Regions from separate parts of the Homo sapiens genome. Here region 1 is linked to region 2. A link is a loop called in an ENCODE intact Hi-C map of the cell type or tissue named here. Cell type or tissue: ascending aorta. All regions are shown on one strand. Links, peaks and the distances in the headings refer to the core of each region. The heading gives the core; the rest is flanking DNA.

Region 1 (16,505 bases), core at 3,209-11,208, 97 kb before region 2:
ACATAAATGTATTCAGATTATGTTTTTTTTTCGCTAATAGGTGAAAAATGATGACCTCCACTCTTTCCAAGAGGGGTGGCCTGTTCCTGAGCGACTTCAGTGTGCTTCCCCACAGAGAGGGTTTTGCAGCTGGAAACAAGGGCATTTCTTCCCAGAAAGTGGGAGTTGTTTCGCTTCTCCCTTTATAGTACTGCCTTGTAGCAATCTGAAATGTGGATATATTTGGAATTTGCACGAGAAAATGAAACACCCTTTCTCTGCAGAAGACAGAGTGCCATTGCCTTTGCAGGTCACTGAGTAAGCAGCAGGACCTGCTTCAGCTGGACGGCAGGTCCCTTCTGTGGCACCTGGTTGGCCTCAACACCATGCGTGGCATTGGCAGTGATGAAATTCATTTTCATTCAGGAAAGCGTCACTGGGAGCTTTTCTTTTTTGAGAGAGGCTCTCCCTCTGTCACCCAGGCTGGCGTGCAGTGGCGTCATCTCTGTTCACTGCAGCCTCTACCTCTTGGGCTCAAGTAATCCGCCCGCCTCAGCCTCCCAAAATGCTGGGACTACAGGCATGAGACACCACGCCCGGCTGTTATTTCTAATAGGAAGTTGCCATCCCTTTTCTCACCCCAGTGGCATTTCTGGGGAGCAGTTTTCCCACCTGCTGATCGGACTCCTTGTGGTGGTCATATGGGCTTGGGGTGAATCGGGAGGGGAGAGTTTAATTTGCTTACATGTCAAGCTGTTTAAAACAGCCTTTCAGGCTAGTAAGTATTGATGCTGGTTATATTGAGGTGAAGGGGCATGTTAAATTCAAGATACATTTGTGTTTCCACTATGTGGAGCCTCGCTTGTGGAGGGTACAATGTAGAGATGTATTCAGGTCTTTACAATGTAGGTGAGCATAAATGCATTTTTATCATTTCTATAATAATCACATTTAAATTGAGCATGTCTGTGGTTAGGCAGGCAGTTACAAATGCTTGCCATAAAAGATTCTCATTTAGTCTAGTGAAAACTATAACACCATCAAACTTGCCCCTGGAGGAGCAGTGTGTCTGTTGAGGTCCATCCGTTCCTCAGCAGCCACTGTTCCAGGCCCGTGTTTCCCACACTTCCCATTTCAACATTCTTAGAATATGCACAAAGAGTGTGTCCTCAGATACTGACAGAATAGGATACACGAGTAAAGTTAGGAACACGTGCATGCACTTAGGCAGCCTCCCAGTTTGAAATGCTTTCTGAAGCAGGTAGTTGTTTTTTATGTGTTTTTTTGTGTGTTTTTTCGTTTTTGTTTTGTTTTTGTTTTTGTTTGTTTTGAGACGGAGTCTCGCTCTGTCGCCCAGGCTGGAGTGCAGTGGCGCGATCTCAGCTCACTGCAAGCTCCACCTCCTGGGTTCACGCCATTCTCCTGCCTCAGCCTCCTGAGCACATGGGACTACAGGCGCCGGCCACCACACCTGGCTAATTTTTTGTATTTTTAGTAGAGACAGGATTTCACTGTGTTAGCCAGGATGGTCTCCATCTCCTGACCTCATGATCCGCCCATCTCGGCCTCCCAAAGTGTTGGGATTACAGGCGTGAGCGGCAGTTGGTTCTTTACGGTGTCACTGGGAGCCGAGGTGGCCATGCTGTGTGTGTCCAAGTGTAAAAAGAACCAGAGGACGGTTCCCCCGTCCTGGCCAAGGAGGCTAGTGGGAAGCTTCCTGAGATGTCTGTGGACACAGGAAAAAATTGTTGTGTTGTCCTACAGGGAGACATGTGAGTGTAATTCCTGCTATTCAGAAAGATAGAGTCCAAAGTGACACGACCAAAAGACCGCCAATACAAAATCTAATGCAGCCTGCCCAGTCCTCCTTGTAACCTGGTCCCACTGACAGGTTTCCCGCTGTGAACAGTAAAGGGAAAGGCCCAATCTCCAATAGCACCAATAGAGTGGAAGCCACAGGATTGGCTCTGAGCCACCTCAACATCCGCTCAGGTGTTTGCAGGTATGCCCAGCCAGGGAGTCTGGGGCAGCCCTGCCGAGGTTAAGTTTGCCTTTGTGCTTTATAAGCCGAAGCTTGGGAGAACCTGATCACACCCAAAATGTCATTCTGAGGGTCAGCAGGAGGTTGGGCGCAGGACTCCTAGTAAGTGCTGAGTCTATTTATTTAGCTGTTCTCATTTGATGTGCTGAAGAAAATAAATACGATATCTAGTAGCAGTGCAATACTTTTGGTCTAGATGATGGTCCAGGGAGGCCCAAATTATTTAACTTGGGCGACTGGTTCCCTGGACTTAATACCTTTTGCCTGTTTTTTGTGTTTTCGTAAACGTGTGTGTGTCCACTCTTTGCCCATCTGTCAATTTTCTCATTTACCTTCTGCCTTATTTGCCTTATTCTCACGTCCCTTCCACTGCACATCTCTCTATCAGTTAATTAATCCATTCATCCAGCCAGCCTTTTATTGATCATCTGTTGTGTCTAGGGCAGCATGATTAGCGTTGTGGACTGAACAATAAATTACAAACAATCCCAGCACCAGGGATGAAAAAATTATGTGTACAAATGACTCTGATAACAAATGATTATTTTGAATCTATGTAATAACCGTAGTGATCATTAGCTGAGCATGTGCTATGTGCCAGGCCTGGCTCTGAGCACGGACTTGTTCCATTAGCCCTGGGAACGGCCAGTGGGCAGGCTGGGGACAGGATGGGAGTTCGGGAAGGCTGGGAGTGTTGTCTTGGGCCTGTCTGGAAAGGTCTCTGCCTTTGGAGACCTGGCTGCCAGCCTTGGAGGTGGCCCTGGCCGCTGCTGGGATCTTGTGTCTGCTCCTCTCTAAGCATGAGATGCTGAGTCGGTTCCTTTAGCTCAGACTCATCCACACCTTTAGGAAAAGGAGGTAATGCCGGCCTCGCGCGGTTATGAGAGTGAAATTAAACTCCACATAGCTGGCTCAGGGTGAGGCCTGATAAGCACTGTGTCCCTGTGGTGGCTGTGGCCTGGCCTGACTCTCCTGGGTCCCCGGGCAGGGCTTCCTGTCTCCATCGCTGTCTCTTATTTCTCTGCCTCCTTCAGGTCCAGCTTCTACTCTCTCCTCCCTTCTGCCTCCCCCACGCATTGCTTCCTCCTGGGTTTGTTCCCCTCTGCCTCTCTTGGGCCAGTGCCTTCTACCAGCCCTGCTCCCACCCTAGCCTTAGGCTGACTCCCTTACCTCTGCTGCTCAGGCACCCTCCTTTCTAAAGCATGGTGATAACAGCACCGTCCAGACTCGAAGCAGGGGACCTGCGAAACTTCAGCTGGCGTGGTGCCGCACAGGTGCTCCCTGGCCTTGGTGGCTCTCAATGGGGTGAGCATGTGCCCTGCTTTCCTCTCTTCTGCCCTTTGCTGCGACTCCTCTGCTGTCTTGCTCTGCCCGCTGCAGGCGTGGTGGCACTGGGCAGCTGCTGTTACTCCCACTGCCCTCACCTTTGACCCTCAGCCCTGAGCACTCAGCTGGATTTCTCTTTTCTGGGTTGGTTGTCCTCACACTGAAGGAAGCTCAGCTCAGCGCCGTGGAAGGGGCAGGACCCAGTCTCAGCTCTGACATGGTCATATCTGTAGGCTTGGGCTGAGTCTTCCACCTGCAAGTGCAATGGACTGAAATTTTATGTCCCCCAGAAATTCAGGTGGTGAAGTTCTAACCCCCAGTGTGACTATATTTGGAGATGAGCCCTCTGAGGAAATAGGGTTGAGAGTAGGGCCCCCATAATGGGATTCCTGCCCTTCTGAAAAGAGACAGCAGAGAGCTCTCTCTGCCACCTGAGGACATAGCGAGAAGGCAGCCATCGGCAAGCCAGAAAGTGGCCCCCATCAGACTCTGCTGGCACTTGGATCCTGGACTTGCAGCCTCCAGAGCTGCGAGAAATGAATACCTGCTGTTGAAGCCCCCAGCCTGTGGTCTTTTGTTAGGGCTGCCTGAGCTGACTCAGGCAGTGAAGCTACCTCAGTCTCTCCCTGCGGTGGAGACTCCACCCCATGGGGTGTCAGGGTGCACTGGTGACCACTGCACCTTCCCCATAGGAGCATCTCCACTAGCCAGGTTCCTTCTTGCTGGAAACAAGGCCCATCTTTTCTTGATGACAGTGAGGGAATGGGTAGATGGGAAAATTACGGCCATAACTTGTTTTGCTTTAATTTTGGGCTACATCCATGTTATAAGATGATCTCATTCTGTTAGAAACACATGCGTATACCGCCCCCCACCGCCCCCGACTTGTAGATCCCTGGCCCATTGGCAGAAGTGAGTAGACCTGGGCTTCCTGCCCTCCTGGGCTCCACGTGCCACCAGCCAAGGACAAATCAGAGTTGGGATGTGTCTCCTTCCAAGGTTGGATCTGCTTGGATCCATTTTGGATGCAAAAGTGAGGGTGCTAGCTTTGAAAAAGCTTCTCAATTTGACTTTCCTTTCACTTCCGTAAAGTGTAGGGGATTAGAAGTGAGAGTTGGGGAGGAAGGAGGCCAATTCTAGATAAGTTTTTTCATCAGCTATGTGAATTGGAGACAAAAGTTAGAAAACCTAGGTACTAGTGCTGTCTTTTGCTTAAAGGATTTTTGTGCCCTTGAAACTTCTACACCCATAAAATGCATTTTCATGGAGTTAAAGCCATTGCTTAAAAGTAGGTTAAAAGGAGAGGGAAATTCTTTTCTCCATTTCTATCAACGCCATTTAGATGATGATGTTTCAGTCTTTTTTCCATGCTTAGGTTTCCTTTTTCCTCTGGTTTGTATATTTATAGTCATACTCTATCCAAATGAACTTTTCTCATTAATAGGGATTCTGAAACTACTGTTATCTCCATCTCCTCTTGAACAAGTAATACAAGCAATATATATTTTTGATATTTAACATATCTATAGTTGTACTATATTAATACAATTATTATACTGTATATTACTTATATGTAGGTTAAATAAGACACTTCTGTTGGCCAGTGCAGAACTTCCTCATCTCTAAGTGCCTTCTCCTAGAGTTTTCTATTTTTTTGTTTTCTTTCAATATGCTTTATCCATAGAATGCATAATTTTTTTTGTTTGTTCTCCTTCATTCGTTTTCTTCATTCTTATATAGCTTAAATCAGTTACAAACAAGCCACTGTAATCCAATACTCTGTACTTTAAACAAAAGCTATCTGTGTTAATTCTGTTGTGTTTTGACAGAGGGTGACTAGTCAGGGCAGCGGATCTCTTATCTGCTCGTTTGGGTTTCTAAAAATGTATTCTGGTTGCATTCAACTTTTTAGAATTCTAAACTGATATAGACAATTGTTATTTAAAACATGGTATGACTGTGAACGATTTAATGCACGCTTCTCTGCCAATCTCCCCCTCCTCCCGATGCCCGCAGCCTCACTTGTGCTCAGAGGGTTCCAGCGCCCAAGTGAGCCCCACCCACCTTCCTCAGCTGAGGGCCTGGGACCCTCGGCTCCCATAGCGGGTGTGAGAGGCCAGGTTTGCAGTTAGATGTGGCACTTCACACCATTTTTTTCTTTTTCTTTTTTTGGAGACAGAGTCTTACCCTATTGACCAGGCTGGAGTGTAGTGGCGCGATCTTGGCTTACTGCAAACTCTGCCTCCCAGGTTCAAGCAATTCTCCTGCCTCAGCCTCCTGAGTAGCTGGGATTACAAGTGTGCACCACCATGCCCAGCTAATTTTTGTATTTTTAGTAGAGATGGGGTTTCGCCATGTTGGCCAGGCTGGTCTCCCAACTCCTGGCCTCAAGTGATCCACCCGCCTCGGCCTCCCAAGGTGCTGGGCTTACAGGCATGAGCCACCTTGCCTGGCCTCACAACCTTTTTTCAATGAGAAAAACATTAGCCTTCTTTTGTTACACATAAGAGAGTTCTTTCTAGTTGAAGAGATGTTTCCCTGAGTCTTTCTGATGAAAATGATCCTCTTGCTACATAAAATCCTTATAGGAGCAATAAAACCTGCCTTCGGAACCAGCTGTAAAGCACTTATTGTCCATCATCATCTGCTGGTGAGGACCTTGCTCCCCGGCTTGTGATTCTCAAACCCCAACTTAGGCTTGCTCCCGGTTAACGGGAGGGCTTTTTCTGACACAGACTGCTGCCCCACACACCCCCAGTTTCTGCCTCAGTGGTCTGGGGTGGGCCCCAGTAATTTGCATTTTTAAAAAGTCCCCAGGTGATGCTGGTGCTGGCCAGGGCACACCTCACCATCAGATAACGAACAGGTTGGATATGAGTGGTCGCCAACTAAATGTTCACGAATGGATGTTGTGTTTTGCCATCACTGCCTGGAGGGGGCAGGGTAATCAGAGTCCAACACTAGCGTGTTCATGTATTGAGTGCAAGGGAGCAGAATTGGCTTGTCTTCAAAACATCTTAATTTTTATTGCTTCTACTTTGTGGAATGTTACTTCCTATTTGTAGAACGAGAAGAATTAAAAGTTGATTTGTGAGCTAAAAATACGGGCAGCCGTTTCTTCTTCATCAAAGCCCACAAATAGACCTGAACATTTAGACATAAAAGTAAACCGTTAGAAATAGTGTGCATGTCATTAGGATCTGTTGATTGGATTAAAATGACAGACTCGTTTCTTGGCTTCCTGCAGCTCTCGTCATTGCCCACCATCTATTTTTAGCAGATCTTGCCCTGCTGACTCAGAGTGGGAACAGTTGCTGAGCCCTGGGCTTCTCAATGCCATAGGCTGGCAAGTAGCCTGACTTCTAGGATGGGTAGCACTCTATGCCTGGGCAGCAGGAGAGTCTGTGCCTGTGAGGAGACCCCTCTGCAGGCAGCCTGGGAGCCCGGCCACCCCCGCCTGCCCCATTTCTTGTTACCTCACCCACTGAGAGGAGCCACCTCTGGAGCCCTGGTTTCCTAGGCCCTTTGAGAAGTGTGCCAGGTGTTGCTGCCTGGAGTGTCATCACTTGATGTGACATCTTACTGCATCCCCCGCACCTGTCCTCATCTTAGGTGAAGGCATCAGGCCAGGCCCTTAGTGCCTCCTTCCTCTGTTCTGGGCACCCCTAGGGGAGAAGTGTACATGGGTGGAGCTTGTCTTCAGGAGACTGTACCTGTTTCTTTAAGGCTGCTGTCCAGGTGGGTCTCTCGCTGCCAGCTGATGCACATAGGCAAGACTTGGGTGGAGGGAACGGCCTTTGAGCTGTGCCCGAAGAAGGAAGGGTGTGGCAGGTCAGCCCGAGGCAAGGGAGGAGAGTCCTCATCTGCAGGGCTTGGTGAGGAGCCAGCCAGAGTCCAACCCCTCCCCTTTATATCACAGATGCACACTGCTAGGGGAGTGCTCCTCGTGTTAGAACCTGCAAGAGTTGGAAGGCACTGCTTAGAGGTTGTCCGCTCCCACTCAGGAAACTTTGGGGCTCTGGAAATGCCCATGAGCAACACAGCTGAGAGGGTAGGTACTGTATGTGGGAGCCACTTGGAAGCCCCTGCGGCCCTGGGCTCAGCCACTCTGCACCCTCATTTTCTCATTTGTTAAATGAAGAGGTGACAGCGGAAGATCTCTAATCCTTCCTTCCAGGATTTAAATTCTAGTAATTCTTAAGAGAATGTTGATTCATCTAGAGAAACCTGAGGCAGTGATGTAAATTACAGCCACACTGATAAGAAACTGGTCATTTTTTACCTCTCCCACGTAACCTCTGTGCCTTCACGTTTTTCTCTTCACTCCAGAAGAAGAGTGACCAGGTGTGGTGGAAGGCTCGGTGGCTTTCACGATGGGAGGATATACGGTGTAAAGTGCCTAACAACAATGTAGGGAGTGCACCCTCGCCCCGTTGCCGTGCTTACCGGCCAGAGTGCTGCTGCAGATTACTCTTCGCTCACTGTCTTTGGGATGTCCTTATTTGTTCCGTGTATTACAGTGTAGTTTATTGTATGTTTTTAGAGCACTCTTGTGTTCATTTAAACTTCTCTAGAGCAAAGAGCATTTCGAACTGACTCCATAATAGATCTGATCATAGTGACCTCTTGAAGTGCTTGATACAGGGTTTCGTTTTTCTACTTGACAATTCAGGCAAATCAGTGGTATACATTCTTCGTAGAGCTTGTGAGTTTTGTCTATAATTTGATCCATGTAAAAATGACGCAGCTGCTCGTGGTGGTTGTGTTTTGATAGGCCACTCAATATTTTCATATCTGTTGTATATTTAACACCCGAATAACTTACCAAGATTTTATCGAGTGAACTGATTTTTCTTTTTGGGAGGAGCAGAGGTCAAGCTACCAAAAATGTTTTTTCGATGTTTTGAGTGTGTGTTTTTTAAGCATAATCAGAAACAAAAAGAAGAGCCTTAATGGGTTAGCGGTTGATTCTGAAAAGCAAGCTGTTGATTGTGTTGTGGGCTCTGCACAGAGCCGTGGGAACGCTTCCCCAGTCCTGCCTTGGTGACCGGAGAGATGGATGAGATTTTGGAGACCCCTCCTGCTCAGCCTCACCACTGACCCGCTCCATGCCCTAGGCAGGGAGGTGCTTTGCGCACCTTCATATGTAGAAGATGGTTTGCTGCTTGGGGGTTTCTGATGGCCCTTTCAGCTATCACATTTTATGATGATCTTGACATTCTTTGTAAGATGTGATTTCTTAGTTATCAAGATCATCATATTCAGTGTAGTCCTAAGGTAGAATCAGAATAAATTGCCCAGCTTCAGCAGTTATCAATTAATGGCCAATCCTTTATCTAAGCCCCTATAGACTCTAACAGATTATTTCTGAAGTGAATTCCAGACATCAATTCCTGTCCTGTAAATATTACGGAATTTCAATAACAATAACTACTTAACAAGTATGCAGTCAGTGTTCAAATTTTCCCACCTGTCTCAAAATGTTATTTACAACTGGTTGTTAAAGTCAGAATCCACGTAAGGTCCACACATGCAGCTGAATGATCTATTGATTTGTCCAAACTCGTTTGTTTTTTTTTTTCCACCTTCCCCATGCCAGTTGATTTGTTGGCAAAACCCGGTCTTTTGTCATTTGGGCTTCCCACAGTCTGCAATGTGCTGACTAGGACCCTGAACTTCCTAGAAACTGCACATCAGAACCAGAGCCAGTCTGGTGCGATTTTCTGGCAAGGCTGCCCCTTAGGTGGTGTGTGTGCATCTATCAGGCCGAGGCCCATGTGAGCAACCTGGATGGCCGTGGCCTCCACCTGTAATGCACAGGGGTTGCAAAGTGATGATTTTCTGATTCAGTCACTCCTTCTGCACTTGCTAGCCAGGTGAGGAGAGTACTTGTCAGCTATTACCCCGACGTGCAGTTTAGATGGGAGTCTTTCCCTTTCTCACCAACCGAGTCAGCTTTTCCCTAATGGTGGGATTCTTTCCTGTCCTGTGTCATGAAGCCAACCCATGAAACTGAAGGTGAGCATCAAGCAGTGCAGGCTTTATATAATGGCCGTGGAATTGAGAAGTGGCAGTGTGGCTCGCAAATTGGCTTCTCAGTCCATGAGAGGTGGGAAGCCACAGATGTAGGACATCTTTAATGAAGGGATTGGGCATTAAAAGCCAGGAGAGGAATATTCATGTATTTTCTGGGAATGGGTGGAGAACTTCTGGAAACCAGAGTGCTGCCTGTTTTTTTGTCCCCTTATGGTTTCTTGTCATTGTCATGGTGATTGTCAACTGTCATGGTCCTAGTGGGAGTGTCATTTAGTATGGAAATTAGATGATAATGAAGTTAAAGGTTCTTCAGAGGTCAGGTGAGCTGCCATCTTGGATCCCACTGGTTTCAGCTGGTCTGGTCAGGCAGGGAACTTCTGACCTCGGGCATCCTGTTTCTGAGACAAGTAGAGTTAAGGCAGGGTAGAAATTCACCTAGGTCATGTAGGCATTGCACTGGCTAACAAGTTTATTTGGCAGTTTTCAGAGTAAATAGTTCTGGTTCCCCAGTATCCACCAAAGTGAGCAATGAATTTGTTTATTTCTTTGTTTTGAGTAGCAATTGTGGAACTCTGATTTAAGATACTTTGTGTGTATTTTTACCCACTGCAGTTGACACCCTCATTGCTGCTCAGGCTGCCCCAGCCTTGGCCAGCGAAAGCTGCCTTAGGTGGCCTTCGTGTTCTCTTGCCACGTGCCTGTAGTCCTTAATAATCACACCGGAAAGCAGGGAGCTGTGGGGGTTTCAGGCTCCTTTAGACAGTGCCTACCCCAGCTGGGGTCTGCGTGCCTTCAAAGAACTGTGGGGACCACTACTGTTTATGGGTTGCTTCTGGTTTGGTCATTGTGTCTGAGCCTTTTCAGTGGATAAAAGCTTTTTTTCTTTGGTGTGGTTTGTTTTTAAACATAATCTATTATAAATTCACATTGATACTTATAACTCAAAATTAGGATTCTAAAATATTGTATCTTTCGATTTTTTTTTTTTTTTTTTTTGGAGACGGAATCTTGCTCTGTCGCCCAGGCTGGAGTGCAGTGGCGCCATTTTGGCTCACTGCAACCTCCACCTGCCAGGTTCTAGTGATTCTCCTGCTTCAGCCTCCCAAGTAGCTGGGATTACAGGCGCCTGCCACCACGCTGGCTAATTTTTGTGTTTTTAGAAGAATTTTCTAAAATTTCACCATGTTGGCCAGACTGGTCTCAAACTCCTGACCGCAAGTGATCCGCCCGCCTCAGCCTCCCAAAGTGCTAGGATTACAGGCATGCGCCACCATGCCTGGCTGAATCCTTTGATTTTATATTTCCTTTATGCTGAAAATCTTTGTCCCTAGGATCGTTTACGTAATGACTTATTTGCTTGCTTGTGTGTTTTATTTATATACAATATATATAAATGTTTAAAATAACCCCACCAATATAATTGCAAACCATATAAGTACTGAAAACAACAGAAAATGTTTTTGTCCTTAGGGTTTATCTCACAGGGGAAATACAGTCCAATTATTGTATTTCAAAGTCTTTCAGGATAATTCCTCTCTGTACTTAAGCCACCAACTCAATTTATAGTTTAGTTTGTTTCATTCTGCTTTTAATTTTTGGACTTTAAAAAAGTTAATAGTTTATTATTTTATTTATTTATTTATTTATTTATTTATTTTTGAGACGGAGTCTTGCTCTGTCACCCAGGCTGGAGTGCAGTGGTGCAGTCTTGGCTCACTGCAACCTCCATCTCCTGGGTTCAAGCGATTCTCCTGCCTCAGCCTCCCGAATAGTTTATTATCTAAACTGTTCGCATGGTTCCGCAGCCAAAGATGGTTATGTCCAGAGAATGATTATTTTGTATGACTACTCTCTCTATCTTCTTTTTTCCCTACTCTTTTCCATCACCATTTTTTAAAGATGTTTTTTTCTTTCCCCTTTTTATTTCTTGCTTTTTAAAAAAAGTTTTATTTTTTAGAGCAGTTTTAGTTTCACAGCAAAACTGAGCAGAAGGTACAGAGTTTTCTCATATATCCAGTTCCCCCACATGAACTAGCAACATCCCCGACAGGGTGCTGCATTTGTTTCTGTGGGTGAAACTGCACTGACAAAAACCAATCACCCAAAGTCCAGGGTTTATATTTGGGTTCACTCTTTGCGTTGTGCATTCCATGGGTTTGGACAAATGTATAATAATAATTATTGCTTTTTAATGTGAGCAAACACATATGTGTATACAGTGATATATTTTTAATTTTTTTTTTCCTCAAATAAGCAATAGCATACTCTATACACTTTTCCCAAGCAAGAGGTCAAAGGTGGTTTTCTAATTATATGGTATATTGTAACTTAATCATGATATTGAGTTAAACTGAATGGGCCTGTTTATTTAGTTATTTTGAAACGGGTAATTATAAAAACTGCTGCATAAATATTTGAGTCATATTCCAAAAGAGTTAGAAAATACATGGATATTCCTGTCTTATTTTTGCTTTAACAAACTTGGTCTATTTAGTTTACATGTATGCTCCGTCAGTGGTTCTCAGCCAGGGTGATTTCATTCCCCAAGGGATATTCAGCAGGCAGTGTCTGCAGGCGTTGTTGATTGTCACCAATTTAGGCAGGGTGTGGATTGTTGTTAAACATCCTACAACGCAGGGGACAGCTCCACGACAAAGAATTACCGAAACGTCTGTATGCCCCTGGTGAGAAACACTGCTCATGTTCAACCAGGTATTTGAGTCATTATTCCTCCCTCTAGACCTCTCCCTCCTCCCTAACTTCCTTCCTTCGCCGCTTCCTCTCATCTTCCACGCACCCTCCCCCCAGTCTTTTTCAGTAAAACTAGGTATTTACATCTAGGACTTTAGGAAAACATGAATCATTTAAAATGAAACACATCAACGATATATTCTTTATTACCAGTCTTGTAAAAAGAGCAAAACAGTTTAGCATTTGAAAGCTCTATTGTAGTTTGCTCTGGTATAAATCATATGTGCAGTCAAACTTTTTTTGGAAAGCTAATTCTGCTTTATGATACAGGTCCCAAGAAGACAGAATTTTATTAGGTGCATGCACATGGAATACCAACTTCAGGGTTGAAAGTGACTGAGGTTGATAGTCTCTGTATTGGCCGCCCTCTGGGCACTGTGGCTTCAGGGTTGAAAGACAATCATTTGCAGGCGTGTGTAAGTATATATGGCTGGTGGGCAGAGTGGTGGCTTTGCTGCTCTTGCAAGGCTGTTTTGTCATTGATGGCACACAGGAGAGTGCTGGAGGTTAGTGTCAGTTTATCTTATCTCTGTACTTCCTGTTGCCTCACTTTAGGATCTTAAGAAATATTCAATTTCCACTAAAAAGAGGAGTGAACAATTCAATGTTTTGCTGTTTTAAGGGTCATGTATGTAAATATGGATGAATGGGGGCATTGGAGCAGGGAGCACATGGGGTATTATTGGCACCGGTTGCAGAGAGGGCCTGGGGACATGAGTGTGTGGCACAGAACGCAGGTGTTCAGATCGGCAGCGTCTGGACTGAGCCTGGGAGCTGGAAGGCTGGAGATGGTGCTTTTCTTCCTTTTGCATTTGGCAAGGAAGAGTATCCCGTAGTTTAGTGTTATTCCAGAAGCTCTCGGCATCATGTTTATTCCCTTTCTTTTTTTTCCCTTGTACTTTCTCATACCTCTATCAGATAAATTAAATGAATTGGAAAAATAACTAAGCATTTCTCTTTGACGCAGGTAAATGCAGTATACATTTGATTCCATGGAAAGGAAATATATATAATTAGAACACTTATAGACATTAGTGGTGACAGTTCACAGGTTAGTCTGCCCTCTCAGGAGTTGTCTTGATAAAATAAATTTTATTAAGCATGTTACTTGTAAGTGTCAGCACTTATCTGTGGTTGGTTCAGTACCCCTAGCTGGGGTGAGTGTTTGCTGTGATGATGGTTACAAGCATAGTCTTGCAGAAATGGATTTAGTCATCACAGTCCCTTTTTTATTTTAACTTTATGTCTCTAAGACATAAAAATTTATTATCCTTTTTAGGCCTTTGACTCACAGTTTGTACCACCATCTTTTCTTTCAGCATCTCCCCCACCCACAAGAAAAAAGTTGACATTGATTTCTAATCCTTTCTGTCTGGCCAAATTCAGGATCTTAGAAAGGACACCCCTATTTCAGCTCCTATACTAGTGTTTTAAGGGGAACCTTTAAAATGGGATTCTGAAGCCTTGGCTGATTTTTCTTTTCTGCACAGGAAATAACCAATTTGTGCTATTTCTGGGTGGTGTGTGTTGAACTCACAGTTCTAGGACCGGAAGAGACTGCCAGCCATGCGGTTCCATATTGTGCAATGCAAGGGCAGAAATGGTATCCAGGTCTTTCTAAGGGGGAAAAAACCAGTATGGCCAAGCAGCAGGCTGCCAGGCTGTGCGGGCTAGCAGAAGGGAGGTTCTTAAATTCTCTGCACCCATGTGAGGGAGGCTGCTCTCTTGACAGCGTCTTAGGGTCAGGATGGCTGGAATGGAGCGTGGAGCCTGGTCTGGTTGGAGTCCCTGTGTGGCCTTTTGGAGATGAGTATGGTAACAGTGAGGCAGGAAGTGGCTGGATTTGCAGCGACTGTGTGGAGCCTCCCTGTTTAGGCTTAGTGAGCTGATGCAAAGTCTTTCGTAACCATGATCAGTTAAAACAAAACACCTGATGTTGTGGCCTCCTGTCAGCTTTTGTCCTCCTGTAGAAACAAGATGCTTCTAGAAAACCAGTTTGTAAATTTGGCACAGAAAAAAAACCCTTTCAGCAATTTGGTGTGGACTCTGCTTGTTAATTTATGGCTTCGCAACTTTTTTTAAGCTACCGGCACTAACAGCAGATCTTTAAGTGTTTAATCGTCCCAAGTCAGGTTTGACTGTGGGCTGACTAGCTATAGTGATCTAATTTGGTTCATTTCCTAGGAGAAGAAAATTATAACCACATTTTTATTAATTTATGGTTTTGATCCATCTATTTTAGACTCAATATTAAATCATCCCCTACTTCCAGAAGATGTGTTTTTGAACATAAGTATCTTTAGGATTTAATATTCTATGAAAGGAGTAGGAGCTAATGTTCGCTTGTTGTAATGTTTGTTTTCTTCTGATATGATGATTTTGTTGAAAAAATGTATTTGAAAGAGTAACGTGTAGGTAAGAAATAAGTTAGCCAAAACCATACTTCAAGGGAAGCCTCCCTCCTATCCTGGGAGCCCGGATAGCCTCACTGTGGCCTCTTGTTTGTACATCCAGAATATTCTTGAAACTGGGTTAGCTGAGTCATTTTTTTTTCTTCTTTCAGTGTTCTCCTTTTTTCTTTTTATAAAATGAAGAGATCTGTCCACAAGTCTAGCTTTTAACAATGAGAAAAAGCACTGAATTGTACACTTTAAACAGTGAACCAGTTTGGGGTCTGGTTTAGAGAGAAGAAATAAGGGTTAAAATTGTTTTCATCTTCCATATCTGATTCATATAATCAGATATGAATAGTGAAGTTCCCCAAAGATACATGTAAGCTTGGAGTAAAGACAAAATGTATGCATTACTTTGATGGGGGAAGCCTGTGGTGAACCCACTGAGGTTGCTGGTGATTAAGTTTATGTGGACGGTGAATCTCAACAGAATGAAAATAAACTGTGGGTGTCTATTTTGAAGCAGATGAACCAGGCAGCAAAGCAGTAGCTGTGGTTCTTCATAGATAAATACATTTAGGGAAATTAATACAAAATGTTCTTACCTTATTTTTCTGAGTTGTTCACCGAGCTTCCTCAGATGTTAACATCTTAACCACAGCACAGTTTTGAAAATCAGGAAGTTATACCAGGTTGTTGTCATCACACTTTCTGATCTCCAGTGGTCTGAAAGGTGAGAGGTGATATCTTAGTATCATTTTAGTGAAGTTCAGATGTCCCTTTTCATCAGTTTGAAGGCCTTATATTTTCTTACCTGGTTTTCCTTGGCCCACGGTTTTCTTGGTGTGTTGGTCTTTTCTTGTGTCAAGTTTATTTAAGAAGCTCTCGCTGTGTCCTGTCTGTCCTTCGTGTCCTAAGTTGCAAATGTTTTCTCCTAGCTTTTTATTTGTCTTTGGAATCTATCTGTGGTATATTTTATCATGTAAGAAAATTTTTTATGTTTATGTAGTTGAATTCATCCCTCTTTTATGGTTTCTGGAATTTGAGTCCTAGGTTTAAAAAAAAAAAGTTCTTCCTTCAGGGTTATAAAGGGTGTTTTCCATATGTCCTTCTATACTTTTACTTTTTCATTGTAAATCTTGGATACCTTTGGAATTTATCCTGTTGTGGGCGTGAGATGTGGCTCCAGCTTTCTTTCAGATGGCCAACCAGAGTACCCCATGGCCATTTATTGAGAAGGCTGTCTCTTCCCTGGGGACTTGACTTGAGATAGTGCCTTTATCATACACTGAATTCCCAGAGGCCTCTGGGTCTGTTTCCCATGTTCCTGCTTCCTAGTGTTTCGTTAGTCTGTCTATCTGCCACACCAAACACGAGCTGATGAGTTATTTGAAAACTTCCTATTTTAAAGCAGAAAAACAAAACGGAATACCACTATATGAAAGCCTATAAAAAGCTAATTACCATGTTTACATAAATGGTACAATAGCAGCCCAGAGGTCACTGGGTTGTTTTGGCATGGAGGGATGCTTCCCTCTACCTCAAGCCTAAAAGTGGTTAAGATAGATCCATTTCAAGAAGCCATTGGTCCTTACCTGGCCTTCCCCTCCGCCATCTTGCCACTATGTTCTTGGCTATGGAGACAGGATCAGGGAATTTGATTGAAAATCATTAATGACATAACTTTTTTTTTTAACAGTGAGAGAAACACTCAAACACTACATTTTGCAAAGTTTGTAAGAATCCCTCCCAAGAGTTTCCTTTGGTCAGCGTAGCTTCTGGTAATAAGGAAATCTGTCATTTGGAAACACCATCTTTGTTCATGTGGTATCATTAGATGTGTCTTTGCACCAGCATTTGACAGAGACCATGACAGTTTTCCTCCTGAGCCCTTACTTTGTGAGAAGAGAGGGTCAGTGCAGCCATGTAGCCTGGCTGCACCGTATAGTCTGGCTCTCCCTGGTCTCCGGCACGGGGGC
Region 2 (13,796 bases), core at 4,496-12,495:
CTTTTTTGCTGATCTTTTCACCTTTATCTTCATGGCCTGATGAATATTCCGAAACCTGCTCTTCCACAGGCGTTTTTTCTCAAGTAGCTTTTGTAATTCACATGTTTGCAAAGGTCTATTAAAAGTTTATTGTTCAATGTTATTTCTTGACATCATTGTTGCCAATAAAAGTTGGCCTCAGCGTAGCCCTCACGCCCCGGCTTGCTAGCTGTTTTGATAAGGCCGTGAGGCCTTCCTGGTTGAGCTTCGGGCACCACTGCCTTCTGGACAAAAAAGTTTGCTTTCATGGATGGCCTGCCTTCTGGATTGTGGAGCTGTGGCGGTATCATGGTGCTTTCATTGTGTAGTTGAACCATCCTGCATTTGAAATCCTATGAAAGGATGAGTTCTCAGATTTAGAGGTTTGTGTTTTTATATAAGTTAACACAAAGTAGAAATCTAAGCGTTTCACCTGTTCTAATATTCTGGCTTACTCTTGTGTTTCCCATGCACATGCATAAAATGTGGTACAAAGAGAAACGGCAGAGGCCATTAGCATAAATGAATCAGTGTATTTGCTCTGAAACGTACGTGGCCTCACATGCCTCCTGGCGCCGCGTGGGCACATGTCCCAGGGTAGTGGCAGTGGGAGGGGGGCAGCAGCCCAGCTCTCCACCATTGAGGACAATCAGCCTTTTTACCCTCTTCACCTCCTGCCCACTCAGCAAGGCCATAGAAGCACAAGTAATTCTTAGGACTGATCGCCCTTTACTCTAGTTTAAGGAAGAAAAGGAGAAAGGGGTACAAGCTACCCATGGAAGTGCTTGGAGGAAGTCATTTTGAGGAGTCTACAAATGACTAAACCTCCACACTGATTAAGGTAGAGGTCGAAGCAGAGCTGTGGTGGGAGCACTCATCTCTCAGGACAGCTGAGGAAGGGCCAGTCTGCTTGTGTGGGGTGTGTCCCCAGCTCTGGGGCTGACATGCTTTCCTCTCCTAGAATGTTCCGGAATTCCGTGCATTTTAACACAGTTAAAACATTTTTACCTTAGGGCTTTTCTAGCATTTTTCCTCATGCACAGGAAGAAATGTTTCTCAATCTGATTCGATACTCGTATCTGTGACTGAAGAAACAGTACTTACTGTAATTGTGTTTGATGCACTGAAATTTTCTACTTTATTCCCTTAAATTCAACACATACCTATAGGCTGGTTGCAGCCCATTAAAGTGATTTTTTATGATCCACTAGTGGGCTTTGAATCACAGTATGAAAAAATTTGCCTTCGATTGAAGGTATCAGCTAAGTTTTCCTAATGCACTCATCACAATCTGTTGTGGGAAATTAGTCTGCTGTTTTGAAAGAAGAGAAGGATTGTAAGAAGAGAAGAAAGGTGAAGATGATGGGTTTTGCCCAGTAGGGCTGTTATGCTGCCCAGGGGTGAGGGTGGGGGCAGTGAGTGTCCCAGGAGTGGAGGAGGCAGCGGCAAGGCAGCTGGGGGCAGGGCAGGTTATACAGGCTGCGTTCCCTAAGACTGGATGGTCTTAGAGTTCTAACGGGTCTTTGAATTCATTTAGTCTGACTTCCCACCCATTCTAGGAATGAAAAAGATATTTTCTCTGCATTTATACTTTATTTTTCTGAGAGGCGCAGGGATGCTCTAAAAATGGTTATTTCAGAAGGAAACCACCTACTCTTGTTATCTTTTGTGTCACTGGTATTCCCGCATTTTTTGGTTTTAGAGACAGGGCCTCACTCTGTTGCACAGGCTGGAGTGCAGTGGAGCGATCATGGCTCACTGCAGTCTCAACTCTGGCTCAAGCCATCCTCCCACCTCAGCCTCTCCAGTAGCTGGGGCCACAGATGTGCACCACAGGTGGCTAATTTTTTTTTTTTTTTTTTTTTTTTTTTTTTTTGCAGACACGGTCTCGCTATGTTGCTTAGGCTGGTCTCAGACTCCTGGCCTCAAGCAATCTTCCCGCCTGGGCCTCTCAAAGGCTGGGATTCCAGGCGTGAGCCACTGTGCTGGCCCTGTGACATGTTTTTATGGATAAAATAGATCAATTTAATTCTCAACTTTAAGTAACTTCGCAACTACAGGAGGCAGCTGCCAGCAACCGTATTTTTCTCATGGTAATTACAGTTTGTAAGCACTGTCCATGTGTCGTCCCCTTGTATTTAACCGCCAGAGAAACTGCGTGGAAATCCCGGTAGGCTAGGGAGTGTGGTGGTGCCCAAGTGCCCTGCGCCACTGAGCCTTGCTGTGTCTCCACAGGCCTCGGCAAGACGCGCAGGAAGACCAGCGCGCGGGATGCGTCCCCCACGCCCAGCACGGACGCCGAGTACCCCGCCAATGGCAGCGGCGCCGACCGCATCTACGACCTCAACATCCCGGCCTTCGTCAAGTTCGCCTATGTGGCCGAGCGGGAGGATGAGTTGTCCCTGGTGAAGGGGTCGCGCGTCACCGTCATGGAGAAGTGCAGCGACGGTTGGTGGCGGGGCAGCTACAACGGGCAGATCGGCTGGTTCCCCTCCAACTACGTCTTGGAGGAGGTGGACGAGGCGGCTGCGGAGTCCCCAAGCTTCCTGAGCCTGCGCAAGGGCGCCTCGCTGAGCAATGGCCAGGGCTCCCGCGTGCTGCATGTGGTCCAGACGCTGTACCCCTTCAGCTCAGTCACCGAGGAGGAGCTCAACTTCGAGAAGGGGGAGACCATGGAGGTGATTGAGAAGCCGGAGAACGACCCCGAGTGGTGGAAATGCAAAAATGCCCGGGGCCAGGTGGGCCTCGTCCCCAAAAACTACGTGGTGGTCCTCAGTGACGGGCCTGCCCTGCACCCTGCGCACGCCCCACAGATAAGCTACACCGGGCCCTCGTCCAGCGGGCGCTTCGCGGGCAGAGAGTGGTACTACGGGAACGTGACGCGGCACCAGGCCGAGTGCGCCCTCAACGAGCGGGGCGTGGAGGGCGACTTCCTCATTAGGGACAGCGAGTCCTCGGTAAGTGCGCTGCGCCCACAGCTCCGGCTGCAGGCAGTAAATGCGCCTTGCGCGGTGGGTCTGTGTGCCGCGCCCTTTTCACATTGTGTGAGTACACTAGAAAGAGCGGGAGACGCAGATGAATGCAATTTAGTATAATGTTTGCTACTCCGTGATTTACTTGCATCTGTTTTGGGGATAGTGGGTGTCCATTTCTGGAGGTGGGAGATTAACTAAAAAGATGTTTTTAGCTCACAGAGGTGGTTCTGCTTCTCTCCCAAGATTCCCCCTCTTGTATTTCACAGGCTCAAACATCATTTTCTCTCCTGGTTGCCCATTCTGTGTACGTAGAAGGCCCGAGTGATTTACTTTGTTTCTATTCGGTCTGTGTCCCAGAGAAAGCATTCTTTGCAAGACTGGTGGCTGGTTTCTGACACCTCCTTTTGTTGTTTGCTTGCTTTCTCTTTGTAAACCATATAATCCCAAGGTCATTGCCACGGCAGGCAGCGCCACTGAGTTCATCTCTCAAAAGCTTTTAAAGCACTTACGAGATAAATTGAAAAGAAAACAGGGGTTCTTGGGAGAGATGAGTTTTGTTTGTGTGCAGTGAGTCGGAGATATGAGGCCACTCGACTGGGGCAGCAGACCCAGTTCAGCGGTGGGCAGGCTGGGGGCGGTGAGTTTCAGGCATGGGGTCAAGCCTGCATCCCAGAAGGCAGGCTTTTCGTGTGTGAAGGAAATACTCGACCAGTTTTGCAAACGTCTTTCCGAATACACCTTCTACAATCGAGAGACTTCCAAAACAAGCATTTAGGAGATAGAGTTTAATGTATTTGAATTGTATTGGTTCTAGGAGGCTTCAATTTCATTTTTAAATGCACGCTATAAGACTAGTAAGTATGTACTACCTGCTGCCACTGCTGTCCTCTGAAAAGATTACTGGCACAATGAATAAGTGCTCATTCAAGGGTCCTGTTGACTGATCAGAGAGGCATTCAAAGCCCTCCAGAGAGAGGCGACTGGGATGTGCTCTCTTTGAGGACGGAGCATCGTGGTGGTGGAAACTGGACTCCTTTATGGTGTCATCAATTTTGCGGAGCCTTACATGTGCTTGGACGGGAATGCCAGGCTGAAAGCTAACTTCATCTGAAATCTGAACTCTGAGATTTATCAAGTCACCAGAGTTTATCATTCCTGGCAAGACATCACATTGAATTGTTCTCACATGACGAGAGCTCTGTGCACCACTTCTTTTAGATCGTGTTTGAAGCCTTAAGCAAATTAAGGACAGCAGCGCTTTTAACTCAATCGAGCAGAAACTTAGAGAAAGCGCTGGAAAACCAATTACAATATTAAGTGCTTGGTCCAGAGTCCTTAAGGGCTAAGTATAATGCACAAAATATGATCTTGGCTTAAAATTTTTTGAGTTTGAGGAGACTTCTCAGAAGGAAGTCCTGCAGTGTGGAGACATTGGTCCCAGTCATTATTCTTTCTGCCTAAGATTTGGGGAAAAGAGGAAAGACTTTAGAGGGTAGATGAAAAAGGTGTTCTCCGGGGTTGCTGGCCTTAGGGAGGACCTATGGCTTTTCTGTGGAACATGCACAGGTGGTCATTGCTGTCTGAATTCAGGGACCAAGTCCCTTTGGATAAGGAGGGATGCATGCATTGTCTGGGTTTCATCTCAGAACTCTGCACCCCACTGTCTCAGTTGTCTTATATTGTTAGAGAATGAGCTAACTTTTTCTAAAGAACTAAAGCACGAATTGTTTGTATTTCCTTTTAACAGTTTTTTAATGGGGGCCTTTCAGGGTTTTTTGCATTCTCTCCTAACTTAGAAAGTCAAGGAACAACATATATGATTCTAGGAATATAGGGCGGAAAGAGCTTTACTGGGACTTGCATCGGCTCTGCACACATAGCAGCACCGTCTTTGTCTGAGGTTCCACGTGGCCTGATGCTGTGCAGGGCAGCTTGTCCTGATGGATCTTGCCGTGACACGGGCCATTTTCAGCTGTTAGTGTGCATGCCTTGTTCCATGGGGATTCTGCAAGAGCCCTGAGGTGTGTGTGTGGCTTCTTTTCTCCTGACAGCAGAACCATGCCAGGTTTGCTGTATTTCCTGTTCATAACCAAGGCGTTCTCAGCTGTCATCTGTGACTACCAGGGACCTGTCCTGGTGGACAAGTGGACAAGTCCTTTGCTTGTTTTTTTCCCACCATCCACTGCCTCCCCCCGTCCCCATGTGTTTTCCTGCTCATTTTGGCATTTCTCAGGTTAGAGCTGGCTTTCGCAGCCACCACTAGGCCACCAAGAGCCCTTAGGTTCATGATCTGACATAATTCCTTCGCAGCATGCCAGGATGGAAAGGTTTCTGAGGGGTTCAGCCTCCCTGCAGGACTCAGTCAGGCATCTTTATTTAATTTCCTTTTTTTCTTGCAGTCTTTGGGCCTGGGCCTTTAATTGAGGTTATCACATGAGGCCTGGCTTCTGGATAAGCACAGCTGTTTTTTTTGGAATGGATCTTCAATAAAATATCCTGAGTGATTGCAGTGTAAATGAGCTAGACCCTTGCTTGACGATATTGAGGGGTGCGTATTTCAGGGAAGACAAACATTGCCACATGCTACACTATCCACTATCAGTAAGTGCTGGGTATTTCAGAAGTATCTGTTGGATATGTTAGATGAATCAGTGAACCAACAAACGAACGAACCTCTTGGACCCTCTTTCCTGTCCTGAACTTCAGTACCTACTGCTTGTCCTTCCATTTCTTCCTCCTCCCTCGCTCTCCTCTCTCATCTACAATTGTCATTTATCCTTAGCAGCTAAAGGTGATGCATTGTTGTTGCTTATTCTCCATATTTCGTTATCATACCTTCACCTGTGAGCCATACCTGCTTAAATCCAGAAAACTCAGAAATCCTACTCACCCTGTGTGTGTCCATTATAAATCCTTTTATATTACATTTTGTCCACATTGATTCTATGGATGTGGCTAGAAAGCTGTACTTAAAATGAACAGTAACCCTTTACTGGGTTTCTGGTAAACTGTACAAGTTGTCAATATTTTATTTTCTTAATTGCTGCATCTCCCATCCTTGTAAAGCTTGTTCAGAAAATGACAGATCACAACTAGGATATGGTTGGAAAAGGTGCAGAGCTGGCCTGCAAGTGCGGGAGGCCATTTTCCTCTGTAAGATTTTAGTTCCCGAAGATATCATGTATTTATTATGTCCTGCAATAGTATTAGATACTAATATTTTTTGTCATACAGTACTTTTTTTTCCAGTAGAGAAAAACTGTCTCGCTAAGGATAATTTAATGCACATATTTGTTTCATTTCTCTTTTTTAAAATATATGAAAAGTATTTGGCTGGGAAATAAAATAGAATAGCTCCTTTCTGTATTTTTAAAGTTATAATATTTCTTAAAGAAATTATAACTTTTACCCAAAACTCTATTTTCAGGCAATTTCATCATTCCATTTCTCTAAATAATGATTCTCTAACTGTATGTAGTGTGTATCAGAATTGCCTTGAAGCTTGTTAAAACAAATTGCTGGGTCCTACCTGAAATGGTACTGATTCAGGAGGTCTGGGGCCCAAGAATTTGCATTTCTATTAATAGCACGTTTCTTGGTGGTGATGCTGCTGCTTTTGGGACCACACTTTGAAAACCCTTGATCCCTATGATGCATTCTTAGTGGTTTTATATATTCTTGCAGCTGTTATTAAAACCATTTCTGCATAATACTACATTTCCATGAATTATAAAAATATTGTCATAAAGCTGAACTTCATTTAGAACTGAAGCTTTTGTTGAGTGGGATTTATCTCTTGAAGTATATTTCTGTTGAGTTTTTTGGGGGGCTTTTTTGTGTTTTTGTTTGTTTGTTTTTTACTGTTTAGAGTTTGAAAATAAACGTGCTGTATTTGCTGTGTTTCTGCTGATGAATTAGGAGGAGGTAGATTGTCAGAGCAATGTGAAAGCTGCTTCCAGGGTTTCATGGTTAGGCTCCGTGATCCATGGTGTTTCTTCATAAATGAGTTAATGTTAAGATGACTTAACCTTAGGTTGCTGTGAGCAGTGCCTGTAGGCATCTTTCCAGTTTCAAAGATAACAAGTTATTTTTAATTGCCAGGCTTTTTGCCCAGTACCAAATGGAAGTTTTAAGCCTGGATTTTTGTAATAGTTCTAATTTTAAGCATATTTAACTCTTGAAGATGGAAAGGCCTGCAAGATCATGCAGTACAGGCTGTTATCTGGAAGTTTAGTGCTCATCACCTGATTCTGATTCTCAAATGGGCCAGAGCCCTTGAAGACTCTGCCTTCTCACTCTGGCTGGCTCTTCAATGCTGACCTTTAAAACAGACAACATCCAGCATCACCAGCAAACTTGCTAGAATGCAGATTGCCCCAGCTTGCTGACTTCGAATCTCTGGGGTAGGGCTCTGCAACCTTGGTTTGAAGAAGCCCTCTGAGTCCTTTTTTTGTTCCAAATCCTGAGAACCTATGAACTCCTGAATAATTCTGATGCGCCAATTTGAGAACCACTACGTTGTGGAGTATGCACTTGATTCAAGCCCTTTTGCATACTGTTGTGTAATATGGTAAAATTCTGACTTAAATGTATCACTCAGTCACATCAGGTATGACACTATGGAAAGACAAAGAATAACAAGGACAATATTCTACAGGTCTATATGGTGAGGTATTACATGTGACTTTAGGAAATACATTTGGGGATAGGGAGGGCTAACCACACACATGCATACTAACTGGAAAGTGGACAGGGAACGCTCCGTTTGCCTAGATTAGGTAGATGGGACTTGGACAGCTGCTCTGTAGTTGATGATTGACTTTTCATTTATGTAAATAAGATTACTTCCAAAGTTAATGAGATGAATATTTGAACATGTCAGTGTGGATTGGCTTCAGGCCTGTGGAGTAAATATTTTATAGAGTGAACATTGATAGGAGAATAGGAAAAGCTGGTGAGACTCTTCACACTTGGGGCAAGGAAGAGATAATCTGATGTAAAAACAAAGAACATAGGGTCAACTGACAGCTAGCAGCATAAGTATAGGCAGGAGTAATTTTTATTAAAAGAAGGCTACCTTAGACAACTAGGGCAGGTGACCAAATAGAATGGTAAAACTGAAAGGCAGTTTTTCTGAGATAAAAACAGAGAAACTATTAATCAGTGGATCACGATTTGCCTCTAACCCATTTGTTCTCACTTTTGGGAGGTAAATGAACCACTTCTGTGGACAGAAGAGTGCCTTCTGTAAAGAAGTAAAAGGGGAAAAACATGTCTTTACCAAAAGAAAAGAATGATACAACTTGTGATAAGAAACCAACAGGGTGACCTCTCTCTGGGGGTAGAAGGAGATGTGTAGATTATTGATGCTTGGAGACTTCAGCGTGGCTGGAGATCAGTCCAGGGTCTGTGTGGAAGGCCTGGTGAATCACACAAAGGGCATTTCTACCCTCATCATTTCATAAAGTCCAAAGTGAAAGATAAGGAGAAGTTTTAAGGTTTAAAGAACCAAAAGTACCTGGAGCAAGGCCCCTCCCTCCCGTTTCCTCATGACTATTGTGCTTAGAAGAAAATCGCATTAATACATAAGCTTTCAGGAATGGAGGAGGAAATAAAGGATATTAAAGTCTGTCCTCGGCATTCATTTTTTTCCTTCTATGAGAAAACAATGATTAAATCTTGAGAGAGGGAGAGGCGTATCTGATCAGGACATCTGTTTTATAAAACTGCAAAGGTGCTTTTCAGCAAGTATTTGAGGCAATGGATCAAGCTGGCAAAGCCATAGAGATGGGATCAAAGAGTGTGCTCTCTACTGTTCTTTTCTAAAAGTACCCACTTATCGCGAGCACAAATTGCAAAGAGATGAGGTGTAAGAATTACCTAAAGGAATGAATAATGGAAGAGGTAGTCAAAATTAGAAATTTTTAAGTCTGCACGTTTGTTGAACACCAGATACTCTGAGCCCGGTGTGGGGATGTGGAGCTAAATAGGGTTCTTGCACTTAGTTGTATTCAAACACAGAATCTAAAGCCTAAACAAAAATAATGATGATAGAGGCCCCGAGAGAGGTTGGTTTTCCGCCAACCTATTAATTGTCCTTAGATTCCACTTGGAAAATGACTTCTGAAAAGAAGGGTCAAATGAATGGGTTGTACTAATTGTTCATTCTCCAGAACCATTGATTCAAAAACTATGAGAATGGAAAAATCATTCCTTATAAGGAGTACTCATAGAAGGACATAACAGGAAGAAGTGGTCTGATGTTTGAAAATTTGAAGAATTTGCCCAGTAGTCAGCACAGAGAAATTACTATATACCAAGTAAGTACAGTGTTTGGAGATGGAAAGTGTAGGAAATGCGGACAGTGGGAGGTAGCACAAAGGTGGCAATTAAAGAGGAGAAATCAAAGGGGAGATGTTTCAAAACCCGGGGACTGAGTCTAGTTAGGTTTTAGTCCAATCATAGAAAATTGTAATGAGTGTCCTGTCCATCTATGATGGCTTAAAAAGATGTCCATAAATTCTTTGGTACTCTTTGCTTCAGAAGGTGGAGCCTGACCCTCTTCCCTTCAGCATGGGCTGCACTGAGCAACTCACTTCTAATGACCAAGATGTGGCAGAAGCGATGGAGGGCAGCTTCCGAGATGGGCATTGTGGCTGCCTCTTTGCTCTCTCTTGGGTCACTTGATCTAGGGTGAGCCAGCTGTCATGTTGAGAGTACATTCAGGCAGCCCTACAGAGCCCCCTAGGGGTTCATGTGAGCAGACTGCCTTGGAAGTAGAGCCTGCATCCCCAGTCTAGCCTTCAGATGACTGCAGCCTCAGCCAGCATCCTGACTGCATGTTTCAAAAATGTGTTAAGATTCTTTGACAAGCTTAAATGTAGAGTACTCTACCATACTATCAGTACTCTAGTACTTGTTGAGGAGCAAGTGTGGCATGGTCCTTTTTCATCCAATTTCTTGAAATCTGTTCTAGAAAGCCAACCGTGGAAGGACTGCAACAGATGAGAATAGGACTGATGGAGTTGCTTTCATGGGAATCATTCCCTGGCTCCCTCTGGAGGCAGAGTTGTTTTGGGTCGGGAGTAACTCCATCTCCATCAGATGCAGGGACTGGTGGCTCACTTTGAAAGGAGGAGACCATACAGCAGTGTCCCAGCTGTCCCTTCAGGGGAAATTCCCTATGAGAGATGTCTGGAGCAGAGCCAGAGTCCTCAGGACAGAATTGGAAAAGTATCCACAGACTGGAGCTCCCTCCATCATGGGCTGCTTTGCCCATAAATGGCATTCCCATCTTTTTCTGGTGACCAAACATTTGTTGGTGGCTCCAGCACTGCCGATGTTTGTTCCAGATTTTCTTTCTTCCAGTTCTCAAACTGCATCAGAGTCCCCTGAAGGGCTTATTAAAACACACGGTGCTGGAGGTTAAAACACAGATGGCTGGGCTCCACCCCAGAATTTCTGCTACAGCAGGGTTGAGGCAGAGCCTGAGAATTTGCATTTCTTTTTTTTTTTTTTTTTTTTTAATTATTTTGAGATAGGGTCTCACTCTGTCATCTAGGCTGGAGTGCAGTGGCCCTGTCATACCTCACTGTTGCCTTGACCTCCCGGGCTCAAGTGATCCTCCCACCCTGGCCTCCCAAGTAGCTGGGACCACAGGTATGCATCACCACACCTGGCTAATTATTTTAAATTTTATGTAGAGATAGGGTCCCACTATGTTGCCCAGGCTGATCTCAAAGTCCTGGCCTCAAGTAATCCTGCCACCATGGCATCCCAAAGGGCAGGGATTACAGGTGTGAGCTTCCATGGCTGGCCCTTGAGAATATGCTTCCTAACCAGTTCTCAGAGGATGCTCATGCTGCTGGTCTTGAGAGCACACTTGGAGAACATCTTAACTAGTTCATCTTCACACTTCACTTAGAGGTGTTCAGTGGTCATATGTAACGGTGTATGTTAGTATACAGATTGTTCTTTTTCAGATTTCCTACAGAAAATCTACTTAGTTTAAATTAAAGAACACTCCCCAACTTTTAGCACTCCTGCTTGGCATAAATTGGTTCTACATCCTTAACTTTTAAAGGTTTCTGCTCAGGAGCCCACGAAATTAAAAATTACCTCTTCTGCTGCGAAAATTTTATTGCTGCAACTCATGCATGCATACAGGCACACACACACCATGATGTTAAATTAAGGAGCTTGAATTAAAAGCAAATTTCCCTTATGTAGAAAGTCATCTGTTGATCATTTGGCTTAATTAAAATTGGGTGTATCTTACATCTACCATGATTCACTCCCATACTGCCTCCACTAAAAATGATGCCACATTATCTCTAAATTGAGCCTGGCTTATAGTAAACTCTATAAGTGAGACTGCCCTTCATCTTTTCCTAAAGATACAACTTCTAGTACAGAATATTAATCATCTATAGGCTGAGGCCTAATCTGAGATTAACCTTCTGGTTTCTTCCTGGAGTTTCATCCAGGAGTATGCCCTGGGCCTCACATGGGGATGAGATGGGGCTTTTCGCCTCAAAGGTTTGTTCTTATTTGGTCTATTTGAGACAGAGGCATGCATAAATACAAACTATACTTACAATTGTTCCTTTCATTCTTTTCTGTTAACAGCTATGGCTGCTGGGTGAGCCCAGCTGCCTTGCACAATTTGAGTCTTCTCAGACACTCATTCCCCTGAGTTGTCATTGGTAGAAATGGAGTGATTCCTTGTTTTGCAAGGGTTGCACACTTCTCATCAAACATTTATTTGGGCTTTTGTGAACTCTGTAATAGACAATGGCCTAGTCCTTTGTTAACTGTCTGGAGGTCCTGCTGGGAGGTCGCAGAGCAGGGCTGAGCTGCTGGACCCTCAGAGCAGGAAGTTTCTGGGCTTTGAGAAAAGCAGAAAACTGGTCTGGGAATTCCAGGAAGAATTTCGGATGTTAGGCTGTGGTCCTGCCACTGGCCAGGCATGTCCGAGGTACCAGCCCTGCCTCGGAGAGCACATGCTCAGCTCCACATTGTCCAGAGGGCTCTCCTGCCCCCACACGCACTTATACATTCACACAGATGAACTCACACGCTACGCATACTCTCACACACTCTCAATACTCACATACTCCCTCTCACATCTGCGCACGCTCACACACTTAGAGCTGCGGTATCTCATGCTCCTCTTTCATGCAACTCTTTTTTTTGTTTGTTTTCTTTTTTTTTTTCATAGAACTTACTGCCCTGTGCAGCCATCTGTACACCTCTATTTATCTGTTCCCCACACCAGATTGTCACAGAGCATATGTCCTGCATGCACACACATGTATCCAGGGCACCGCCTGCCTGGCATGTGTTAGTAACTAATTGTTATTCATTTAATGAATTGATCAAAACTTGATATTTTTGTACAAAGAACATTTATCGTTCAGTATCTTCTTTCCTGCATGCTTTTCAGCAAATGAGATAAAAGACCAATTTTTTTTTTTTTTTTTTTTTTTTTTTTTTTTTTTTGAGATTTTTCGCTCTTGTTGCCCAGACCAGAGTGCAGTGGCGTGATCTCAGCTTACAACTTCCACCTCCCAGGTTCAAGCGATTCTCCTGCCTCAGCCTCCCAAGTAGCTGGGATTACAGGCACACTACCACCATGCCTGGCTAATTTTGTATTTTTTAGCAGAGATGAGGTTTCACCATGTTGGCCAGGCTGGTCTCAAAGTCCTGACCACAGGTGATCCACCTGCCTTGGCCTCCCAAAGTGCTGAGATTACAGGCGTGAGCTACTGCACCTGGCCAATAAAAGACACATTTTAATTAAAATAATGACATGTTTCTAAAATATTCTGAAATAGAAGGCACATCACAGAATTTAAATATTTTTCAATAAAATCTGTAATCAAACCATAGTTCAGCTTCCTCTGGGATATTGTGAACTATGTTTAAAATGCGACCGGAATTTTCCACTGCTGTTCATATTTTTAAATGCTTAGAATTAGAAAAATTAGCCAGGCATGGTGGCACATCGGGAGGCTGAGGCAGGAGAATCTGCTTGAACCTGGGAGGCGCAGGTTGCAGTGAGCCAAGATCACACCATTGCACTCTAGCCTGGGCAACAAAAGCAAAACTGCGTCTCAAAAAAAAAAAGAATTAGAAAAATTTTGATGTCTTAATTTCTAATAGGGTTAGACATCAGAAGTAGTAAAATTTCTAGCTACTGCCTGCATGCAAACCACTCTTAATAAATTCCCAGTTTATCAAAAAATAGTTTGGGAAATGAAAAACAGCAAATTTCTTGAGCAGTCAGGGCAACACTGTATATTCCATAGTGAAGTGCTGTATATTCCATAATGAGTTTGCACTTTTCAAATAACTAAAACGCATTTAGCACTGAAACTGGGCTAAGCAGAATTTATTTTTTCTTTGGTTCAGAATTTCAGAATCGTGGACTACCTCCAGGTCTTTCTGAACATCAGATGCCGTTCTAGATATAAAACAGAGACCCGGCTGGGCGTGGTGGCTCATGCCTGTAATCCGAGCAATTTGGAAGGCTGAGGCTGGGAGGGGGGTGGGGATCACCTGAGGTCAGAAGTTCAAGACCAGCCTGGCCAACATGGCGAAACCCTGTCTCTACTAAAAATACAAATATTAGCCGGGCATGGTGGCAGGTTCCTGTAATCCCAGGTACTCGGGAGGCCGAGACAGGAGAATCGCTTGAACCCGTGAGGCGGAGGTTGCAGTGAGCCGAGATTGGGCCACTACACTACAGCCTGGGCAAAAGAGTGAAACTCCATCTCAAAAAAAAAAAAAAAAGCAGAGACC

The links. Peaks named below come from ENCODE experiments on the same cell type or tissue, not always from the same donor. Only the 100,000 strongest peaks of a DNase experiment are listed, where the experiment ranks them.
Region 1: it touches region 2 in a loop (2.0-fold over the local background); 11 of 110 quality-filtered maps call a loop at or near these places.

What each region holds. Positions count from the first base shown.
Region 1 is chr2:105,783,688-105,800,192 of GRCh38, forward strand. All of the region lies in intron 1 of NCK2 (NCK adaptor protein 2), which reads left to right. Among named protein-coding and RNA genes, the nearest start is that of NCK2, 47 kb to the left of the region's middle. RefSeq lists enhancers at 2,999-3,570, 3,153-3,202, 6,337-6,386, 6,627-6,676, 6,757-6,806. In ascending aorta, for the core only: a CTCF peak has its summit at 4,228; a DNase peak (open chromatin) is centred at 6,684; H3K4me3 peaks cover 947 bases; H3K27ac peaks cover 4,615 bases.
Region 2 is chr2:105,879,075-105,892,870 of GRCh38, forward strand. It overlaps NCK2 (NCK adaptor protein 2), which reads left to right. Exons shown (of 5, transcript NM_003581.5): 4 at 2,254-2,975. Among named protein-coding and RNA genes, the nearest start is that of NCK2, 140 kb to the left of the region's middle. RefSeq lists enhancers at 1,834-2,614, 2,615-3,393. In ascending aorta, for the core only: no CTCF peak of the experiment used is centred there; no DNase peak of the experiment used is centred there; H3K27ac peaks cover 4,881 bases.